Linked DNA regions of Homo sapiens: region 1 is linked to region 2. The links are chromatin contacts, found by Hi-C or POLR2A ChIA-PET in ENCODE. All regions are on one chromosome and are shown on one strand. Each heading gives the region's core, a stretch centred on a gene start or an enhancer-like site at or near the end of the contact. The rest is flanking DNA. Distances are from core to core; before and after follow the strand shown.

What was found. Hi-C counts contacts between places; a loop is a spot of excess contacts on that map. ChIA-PET counts read pairs that join two places held with the same protein, here RNA polymerase II (POLR2A). Pooled maps may share reads with other maps.
Region 1: a pooled map shows a loop between it and region 2 (3-fold over the local background). The contact joins two enhancer-like sites. A Hi-C loop is called at or near these places in 2 of 50 pooled maps. POLR2A ChIA-PET finds 5 or more read pairs at or near these places in 6 of 52 experiments (BJ, Caco-2, GM12878 and 3 more).

What each region holds. Positions count from the first base shown.
Region 1 is chr19:46,989,712-46,994,753 of GRCh38, forward strand. All of the region lies in intron 5 of ARHGAP35 (Rho GTPase activating protein 35), which reads left to right. Among named protein-coding and RNA genes, the nearest start is that of NPAS1, 28 kb to the right of the region's middle. Within about 2 kb of position 1,625, at least 19 of the 41 ENCODE cell types and tissues checked have a DNase peak (open chromatin) inside an H3K27ac peak, as active enhancers do.
Region 2 is chr19:46,823,679-46,828,765 of GRCh38, forward strand. No RefSeq gene overlaps it. Among named protein-coding and RNA genes, the nearest start is that of SNAR-E, 4.5 kb to the right of the region's middle. Within about 2 kb of position 1,278, at least 7 of the 41 ENCODE cell types and tissues checked have a DNase peak (open chromatin) inside an H3K27ac peak, as active enhancers do.

The DNA of each region.
Region 1 (5,042 bases), core at 375-2,874, 170 kb after region 2:
GAGAAAGGGCTTGGCACTGGAAGAATAGGTCCTGCCCTCAGAATGGATGCTGGCTGTTAGAGCTGAGGTTTGAAGGACAGAGGGCAAGGGAATTAACCAGATGACAGCAATGGGACTTGCAAATCGGGCTCCTGCCCTTGTAGACCTTAGGTGCTTATCTGAGGGTTACACCAAGAGAGTTGCAGGTTTCCCCCAAACTCTCATTAGTTAAGAGCATGGTTTCGGTGTCAGACTTGGCTCCTTCGCTTGTGGCCGACTTAACCTTCCCTGCCCCTTGTGTCCTGCCGTTGTTACCATCCCTACTCCTGCGGATGAAATTCTATTCGGAAAGGCCTAGAAGTGAGGCTGTGAATAGCCTATTTAATAGTAGGTCTTATTTTTCTTTCCCCTCTTCTTACCTGTCTTCTCCTACCTCTCATGTAATGAAGTTAACATGGGTCTAGGGTCCTACAGCCTCTTAGGAAGCCGGCCTCTGGAGGGAAAGAGATGACTCCAGTGGCCCTGGCCAAGTAATCATTTGATGCTGTAGCAAATTAGCACCTCTGGTTTTAATGGTATCCTGTGTGCCATGCCACCTTGCCTCATCAGTTGTTCCTGCCCCAGCCTGCCTCTCTGTAGAGGTGTTTGTCCAGATGGGCGAGCCTTCTCACTGGCCAGCCTTTCCCTGGACTTTGTGTAGTACCACAGAGGATGCCTGACCTCTCAGAGCGTCCCACCATGTGGCCCTCACTACCTTTTAAGTCATCAGCAGCCTTCCTGCTTTGTGCCTCTGGCAGGCCAAGACCCAGCAGCAGCCCTTGCTGTGCAGCTGCAGAAGGGAGTGTCTCTGCTAGCTGCCCAGAGATCACAGCCACCTGTGATCCAGCAACCAGAGGGTGGGGAAGAGGAAAGGAGACGTGTTCCTCAGGGGCAAGACATTAGTCTCATCTTGTCACTGCCCACCTCTAAAGAGGGAGCTTTAAACAAGCACAATTTATTCACAAGCCTGATGGTGTAGGCAGAAATTTGAGGGAGGTGATGGATCAGCATGGCCCCGAGTCCTGGGTCACTGACTCTTAGTAGCATCTGAAGGAGACAGGTGTGCAAGAAGCCCACCCCTGAACTGTCAGAGCCTCAATAGTGACAGGGCTGCGGGGCCTCCAAGCTCATCCTTCCAGGGTCTGCACTTCCTATGGTGTCTGTTTTCACAATCTGGATGCCACCTTCACCTTATTCTGTCCACACTCTCTTAGCTGACTGGAATTGTTCACAGCTCCTGACCCTATCTAAGCCCACAGGGATGGGGCAGGAGAGCGTGGTACTCCTGGGAGGGTCATAGAGTAGCCTGCTTTCTGAAGACGGGAGTCAGGGTTTCTCCAGGGGAGTTAGTGGGTGGGGACAGTTGCAGGCTTCTCCCCTGATCCTGCTGTCTGAAGATAGAGGCTTTCCCAGCAGTCACTTCTCCAGCAGGCTCCAGGCAGGCACAGATGTGAAGTCGCATGGGAAATCTCTATTCTGGAGCCAGCTTTCTTTCCACGGAAGCTTGTCTCACAGTGGAAGTTAGGAAAAGAGGAAGGCGTAGACTGATACCCAGTTTGCTGGAAGCCGGGAATTCCTGTCTGCATTTGTCTTGACTTGGCGCCATCTAGAGGTGCGTGAAATCCTGCCACCCGGCAGAACCCCATTGTTTCTGCGGGAACTGCTGACACAGCACCTTTTTGTGTAGGGTTGTGGGGCCGGCAGGAACGGGAGGTGCTATTGATAGGGAATCAGCCACCCTTCCCACAGCAGCTCTCACCCAGCTTCCACTGCTCAGGAGGTGGCTTCTGGCCGCTGCTACTGCAGCAGCCTGGGAAAGGGTGGAGGTTTCCCACTTCCTCTTCCCATTGTGTGTTTCCTGTCCCCGACGGTACTCAGCGGGGGCTCCGTTGTCTTGAACCTGACCGAAGCGGGTGGGAGAGGAGAAGATCTTGCTGACATGGCACCTCTCCCGGCCATAGCAGTTGACTGAAAAGCTGGGCTGTGGATGTTGCAGGGCCAGGTTCAACTGAGCCGCAGATACCAGGCAGTGCAAAAGTTAGTAGTGTTAAGGGATATTATGGAAAAAAGATGATTGTGCCCCAAAGTAGCTCTTCCCAGACTGGCTGGGGTTTCCATGGCTACATCAACTTGACCAGTTCTTTCTACTTAATCCCTGAGAGCAATTGTGTCTCTATATGTTCAGGCCTTGGAACCAGTTTCAAATCCCATCACAACAAATATCAAGGTCACTAGCAAATGGTTTTGTTAGCTCCAGAATTTCACAATATTGAACACTGCTGAAAATGTACTCGCAAAATAGAGACGTTTGTGATTATTTGCCAGTTATTTTCCTCCCACACTCAAGGTGACACGTGGGAGATTCAGAAATGAACAGCAGCAGCAACCGCACCGCCCATGGCCTGTGTGCCTGCCTAGGCTGGGCCCGGCTCTCCACGAGGCACTTGATTCCCACCACTGATCTTCCTTTGAGGAAGATGGTATTATAATACATCTCCATTTTACAGAGAAGGAAACAGCTTCTCAGAGGTGATACAGCCTGCCCAGGGTCACACCGCTAGGGAGTGGCAAGCCGGGGCTTGAGTCCCTGCGTACGTGGGTGCAAATGAAGTTCTCTGAAGACAGAGCAAAGCTGAGCTTGAAGTGCACAAACCCCAGCAAGGAAGGCGCGAGGAAGAGGGCTTCACAGGGGAGATGGGCCAGGGTTTCAGGAGGCAGAAGAAAAGGCTTGCGCTGCCTGTTCTGTCTCCTACCTGTAGCCCACCCCCACCTTCAAGAGTCGCTCTTGCCTGGTTTCTCCCCGTCTCTGTGACTCCCTCCTCCCTGCCTATCTGGAGTCGACCCCGTCCAGCTGGTGTCCACAGGCCCTGTCCTATGGCTTTTGTGCTGGAAGGGGTGCTAGAGCTGGCTCCGTCTCAAGCCAGAGGGTCAGGACCAAAGGACCTGTGGCTCCAGGGTCCGCATTAACTCCCTGTAATAGCTCACAAAATTCAGTCTTTTTAATTTAAGGAGAGACCAGTCATTTTCATCACATTGTTGAAGGGGATGTGTGACCCGAACATGGTTCAGGATGCCAGCTCATTGTCTCGGCCTTTCCATTTGACAGATGAGACTGTTGGGGCTAGAGATAACAGTGCAGCCTAGGTTACCAGGGGACGGCCCTGCTGCTCTCTGGGCTCTTGTTCACCAGCTGCCTTGGGACGTTACTGGTTCTGGGATCCTGCCTTCCTTTGATCTGTCCACATAGCTGCCCGAGGGCACGGGGGTGCTTCTCACACCCACGTACGGGGTCATTAATTTCACAGCTAGCCAGGCCCCGTGTGGACAGGGACAGATGGCAGTGGGCACACACATATGTGGTCCCAGGCTCAGTCTGGTGGGACAGGACATTCAACAGGTGATTGCAAAGCCGTGTCTCCAGGGGAAGGACAGCTTGGATTCTCCATCCTGAGCCCTGCAGAGTGAGGTCTTGGCCTTGGAGTTGTTTACCACCTGGGGCGGGGAGAGCCGACGCCGGACGAGCCTGCGTGATCACTGAAGGGCTGTGACCTTGAGCCGGGCTTTCCCTTTCCTGGCGATGCAGGCGTGCAGATGGTCAGCGGCGGCCAGCAGGGACTTTCCTCCAGGCACCGAGCTGGCAGCAGCAGACCCAGGCCTAGAGCTTGGTTGGCAGCCTGGCTGCCAGTGATGGCAAGTGGCGCAGCACAGCCAGGGCAGGAGTGTTCTTTGGGAACAGGGTCTCTGCCGCCACTTTGTTTGACCTTGGACCGGTATTCTGGCTTTGTGAGGCCTGGTGTGTCTGTTTTGTAAGAGGTATGGGAAGCTAATCGGTAAGGTCCCTGTGCCCTCTGTCTGTCCCCTCCCCTCCCTCCTGAGTTCTTGGGGTCTCTATTGTACTAAATTGCTGGATCTGTGTCCAGGCTGTCTTGGTTCAACTGGCCCAAAAATGCCTCCCTTGGACGTTTCTTGTTGTCTCAGTCGATGGCCCCTAAGTTCAAAAGTATGATGTCCCAGGAAGAGGTGCAGCTCCCAGCCCACGCCCCCTGAGCAAGAGCAGAGCCACCTGGAGCCAAGCCAAGCAAAGGGGTGAGCGCAGTGTGGAGGCTGGGGTCTCCTCCATAGGCCACCTTCTCTCCCGGCCCACGCCCCTGGACTCCTGTCTACCCCTGACCACACACTGGAGCAGGATGGGTTGTTTGTTGTTGTTGTTGTTGTTAGAAAAAACTAAGTGTCTTGACTCCCAAAGGGCAGGCTGAGGGAGCAGAGGATGTGAGGATCGGGCCCTCCACAGTCTGGGTCCTGAGGGGACTCTGAAGGGGGTGGAGGTTACACCAAAAGTCTGGACGAGCGGACCTGGGAATCCACAAACCAGCACACGCCAGGTGTGGGGAGAAGCCACCCTGGGCACCTGTACCATGGCGGGTCCGGGTTGCAGCAGCTCACCCAGGGCTGGGTGCCCTGACGGCCCTGTCCCAGTAGGGACACCAGGGAGCCCATTGCCCCTGCTGTTTCTTTGGCCAGTGTAGACACCTGGCCGGGCGGGCTACCTATTGAAGCTGGGGGTCCCTGTACAGCAGGGCTCCACTGAAGATGGTGAGTGGCTGCCCTGAGTGTGCCGCTGCCCTGTGACCAGGTCCACACAGACTGTGGCCCCAGCCTTCGGCAGCACCATAGGGTAGAAGGTGTCCAGGGTGCACGGGCTGGGCTGGCTCTTGGCCACCAGCTTGTTCCCCAGGCCTCTGGCTTGGAGCCTCGGGAGTCTGTGCTTGACCACACCCAGGCCCAGGTTGGAGCGGGATAGCCCAGTCAGCACCGTGCTCAGCAAGTAGCAGCCAGCCAGAGGCGCCGTGAACTCGCCGGGGATGAGGATGGTGGTCAGGAGGGGAAACAGAGGCAGGGCCAGGAAGGCCTCGAGGAGCCGGCCCAGAGCTCCTAGACTAGAGAGGCACCCACTGGGTCCTTTCCCCTCTTTCCACTAGACCGTAAGCGGCAGGGAATTTGGTTTTTGTCCCCTACTGCATCCC
Region 2 (5,087 bases), core at 28-2,527:
GTACTGGGATTACAGGCGTGAGCCACCGCGCCCGGCCTTGAAACCACCATTTCTACAAAAAACACAAAAAATTAGCCAGACTTGGTGGCATACACCTGTAATCCCAGCTACCCAGGAGACTGAGGTGGGAGAATCACCCAAGCCTGGGAATTCAAGGCTGAAATGAGCCATGATAGTGCCACTGCAGTCCAGCCTGGGCAACAGAGTGAGACCCTGTCTCAAAAAACAAATAAAACCGCCAGGCACGGTGGCTCACACCTGTAATCCCAGCACTTTGGGAGGCCGAGGTGGGCGGATCACGAGGTCAGGAGATGGAGACCATCCTGGCCAACATGGTGAAACCCCATCTCTACTAAAAATTCAAAGAATTAGCTGGGCATGGTGGCACGTGCCTGTAATCCCAGCTACTCAGGAGGCTGAGTTAGTAGAATTCCTTGAACCAGGGAGTCAGCGGTTGCAGTGAGCCAAGATGGCGTCACTGCACTCCAGCCTGGCGACAGAGAAAGACTCTGTCTCAAAAAAAAAAGAAAAAAGAAAGAAAAAGAAACACCGTCTCTAAAAATACAAAAATTGGCCAGGCATGGTGGTGGGCACCTGTAATCCCAGCTACTTGGGAGGCTGAGGCAGGAGAATTGCTTGAACCTGGGAGGTGGAGGTTGCATTGAGCCGAGATCGCGCCATTGCACTCCAGCCTGGGAGACAGAGTGAGAGTCTGTCTCAAAAAGAAACAAAAACAAAAACAAGAAGCTTCCTTGTTTGGTGGCTTTCTCAGGTTCCTCTTCGACTTTCTGTTCTCTAAACCCTGGAGCCCCTCAAAAGCCCAGAACTGACTCTGGCCTGTGCTTTAGTGCAGTTGCACCAGGGTTGCAAACACATGGCCTGAGGGCTCCATCCAGCCACCACATTTCGTTTGCCACCCCAGAGTATTTTTAAGTTTTTTGGTTTGTTTTTTTTTTGAGATGGAGTCTCGCTCTTGTCACGCAGGCTGGAGTGCAGTGGCACGATCTCAGCTCACTGCGGCCTCTGCTTCAGCCTCCCAAGTAGCTGAGATTACAGGCGTGCACCACCATGCCCGGCTAACTTTTTTATTTTTAGTAGAGATGGGGTTTCACCATGCTGGCCAGGCTGACCTCAGATGATCCGCCTGCCTCGGCCCCCCAAAGTGCTTGGATTACAGGCATGAGCTACCACGTCTGGCCCCCATGTCTTAAAAGAAAATAAAAGACAGGTGATCTCCACTCCACAGGCTCCACCACCCGCGTGGTCTTAAGGGCACCAACTTGAGTGGCTGTCACTCTCAGCTGACTGAGACTTACTCTTGCTTCCCATTTCACTGAGAAGAAGGAAGTCATTGGAGTAGGGACTTTTGGGAACTCCCCACACCAACACCACCACCACCTGCCTTGGCGCCCACGCACCCCTTCCTCCCAGATGCCTCTCGTGTGCTTGGATAATCCCAGCTGCGCCTTCCATCCCTCTCCCATCTCTTTCCTGCATCTTCCGGTTTCCCCTTGTCTGTTGCATCATCCCCATCAGCATAAAACTGATGATTTGAGCTGAGCGCGGTGGCTCACACTTGTAATCACAGCACTTTGGGAGGCTGAGGCGGGCGGATCACTTGAGGTCAGGAGTTTGAGACCAGCCTGACGAACATGGCGAAACCCAGTCTCCACTAAAAATACAAAAAATTAGCGGGGTATGGTGGCGGGCGCCTGTGGTCCCAGCTAGTTGGGAGGCTGAGGCAGGAGAATCGCTGGAGCCCAGGAGGCAAAGGTTGCGGTGAGCCGAGATCGCACAACTGCACTCCAGCCTGGGCATCTGTCTCAAAACAAAACAAAACAAAACAAAACAAAAACCTGCTGTGATATCATCCACTCCACCAAACACCCTCCAATCTCATTCCCCCCTCTAGCGACTATTTCTCTTCTCCCTTTATAGCAAAACTTCCTCTAAGGTTTTTTTTTTGTTTTTTTTTTTTTTATTCAACATTATCATCAGACACTTATATTTAGCCATCAACAGCATGGGTGCAAAACAAAAATCTACATTAAAACCCTTTGTTGGAATGCTTTGCACTTTCCACAGAAGAGAAACTGAAATAACCTGTTATACGATTAGTCACAAATACAGTCCTGGAGTTTTTTGTTTTTGTTTTTTGTCCATATACATGAGTATTGTCTCCAATACATCTTCCACTGGGTATGGTGGCTCATGCCTGCAATCCCAGCACTTTGGAAGGCTAAGGCGGGAGGATTGCTTAAGCCAGGGAGTTTGAGATCAGCCTAGGCAACATAGTGGAACTTCGTCTTTAAAAAATATTAAAAAATCAGGAGCCGAGGGTGGTGGCTCACGCCTGTAATCCCAGCACCTTGGGAGGCTGAGGTGGGTGGATGATTTGAAGTCAGGAGTTCAAGACCAGCCTGACCAACATAGTGAAACCCCATCTCGACTAAAAATATTTTAAAAATAGCCGGATGTGGTGGTTCACGCCTGTAATCCCAGGTACTCGGGAGGCTGAGGCAGGAGACTCCCATGAACTAAGGAGGCAGAGCTTGCAGTGAGCTCCAGCCTGGGCGATGGAGGGAGACTGTGTCTCAAAAAAAAAAAAAAAAAATAGGCAGGCATGGCGGCACGCACCTGTGGTCCCAGCTACTCGGGAAGCTGGGGTGAGAGGATTGCTTGAGCCCAGGGGTTGAGACTGCAGTGAGCTGTGATCATGCCACTGCACTCCAGCCTTGTCAACAGAGTGAGAGCCTGTCTCAAATCAAACACGGCCGGGCGCGGTGGCGCATGCCTGTAATCCCAGCACTTTGGGAGGCCGAGGCAGGCGGATCACAAGGTTGGGAGATCAAGACCATCCTGGCTAACACGGTGAAACCCCGTCTCTACTAAAAAATATTAAAAAAAATTAGCCGGGCGTGGTGGCTGGCACCTGTAAATCTCAGCTACTCAGGAGGCTGAGGCAGGAGAATGGCGTGAACCCGGGAGGTGGAGCTTGCAGTGAGCCGAGATCGCGCCACTGCACTCCAGCCTGGGCGACAGAGCGAGACTCCGTCTCAAAAAAAGCAAACAAACACAAAAAACACACCTTCTTCATAACAGACAGGCCCTGCCACCCCTGTGCCTGGCTGAGTTCACAAGTCTGTTTGTAACCTGAGCTTCCCTGTCATTTCCCTGGCTCTGTCTGCTGGCTAAGCTTCATTTCCCCAAAGTAACTAAAGCTTTCTGCCACCGCCCTGGCCACCAGGGCTGCTGGAACTGCCATAGCCATCTTGGTTTCATGTTTTGGCAAAATATTGGCCTCCATCACCATAGGGGCCAGGGCTTCTGCCTCCAAATCCTCCTCCCTTCATGGATCCAAAATTCGAAGACTGATTGCTGTTATGGCCAAGATTACTACAGCTTTTGCCACCTCCAAAACTACTTCCATCATTACTGTGATGGGGTTTTGTTTGTTTGTTTGTATTTGTTTTTTTGTTTTTTTGTTTTTGTTTTTGACAGAGTCTTGCTGTGTCGCCCAGGCTGGAGTGCAGTGGCACGATCTCGGCTCACTGCAACCTCCACCTATGGGTTCACACCATTCTCCTGCCTCAGCCTCCCAAGTAGGTGGGACTACAGGTGCCCACCACCACATCTGGCTAACTTTTGTATTTTGTATCTCTTCCTGAAACACCTGTGCAGACACAAACAGAAATAATGTTTTACCAGCTATGTGGGCACCCCTTAACCCAATCAAGTTGACACATACAATAAACCATCACTGCTGGGTGCAGCGGCCCACGTCTGTCATCTCAGCACTTTGGGAGGCCGAGCCACGTGGATCACCTGAGGTCAGGAGTTTGAGGCCAATCTGGCCAATATGGCGAAACCCTGTCCCTACTAATAATACAAAAATTAGCCAAGCGTGGTGGCAGGCGCTTGTAGTCCCAGCTACTCGGGAGGCTGAGGCAGGAGGGTTGCTTGAACCTGGGAGGCAGAGGTTGCAGTGAGCCGAGATCACGCCATTGCACTCTAGCCTGGGCGACACAGCAAGACTCTGTCACAAACAAAGAAACAGACAATTAGCCAGGCGTGGTGGCGCATGCCTGTAATCCCAGCTACTTGGGAGGCTGAGGCAGAAGAGTCGATTGAACCCGGGAGGGAGAGGTTGCAGTGAGCCGAGATCACGCCATTGCACTCCAGCCTGGGCGACACAGCAAGACTCTGTCACAAACAAAGAAACACAATTAGCCGGGCGTGGTGGCCCATGCCTGTAATCCCAGCTACTTGGGAGGCTGAGGCAGAAGAATCGCTTGAACCCGGGAGGCGGAGGTTGCAGTGAGCCGAGATCGTGCCATTGCACTCCAGCCTGGGTAACAAAAACAAAACTCCATCTCAAAAAAAAAAAAGAAGAAGAAGAGGAAGAAGGCCAGGCGCAGGGGCTTGCACCTGTAATCCCAGCACTTTGGGAGGCTGAGGCGGGCAGACCACTTGAGCTCAGGAGTTCGAGACCATCCTGGCCAACATGGTGAAACCCTGTCTCTGCTAAAAGTACAAAAAAAATTAACTGGGTGTGGTGGCACATGCCTGTGGTCCCAGCTACTTGTGAGGCTGAGGCAGGAGAATCGCTTGCACTGAGGAGGCAGAGGTTGCAGTGAGCCGAGATCACGCTACTGCACTCCAGCCTGGCCACAGAGCAAGGCTCTGTCTCAAAAAAAGAAATAATAATCTTTTGGATGTTGTTCTTCAGTGTCCTCTAATGCCATCAACAAAGATACTTTTATATATATACACACATATAGATATGTATATATATATATGTATAGCATAGTTATCAAATTTAGGAGATTAAATACTGATGTATTACATTTTATTTAATATGAAATCTATGATAAGAGGAAGAAATCATACACACAGTTGACAGTTCAGATTTATAAAAAGCATAAAATTAGCATAGATAAATTATTGATGACTAATGACACTAGCTATAAGTTTCTACTGTAGAATACGTCACACCGTGAATGTGGGTCATTTTTTCCGCCACTAGACTGAGTCATTGAGCACAGAAGATACATCAATTTTATGTGTTAGCAACATGTACAATTCTT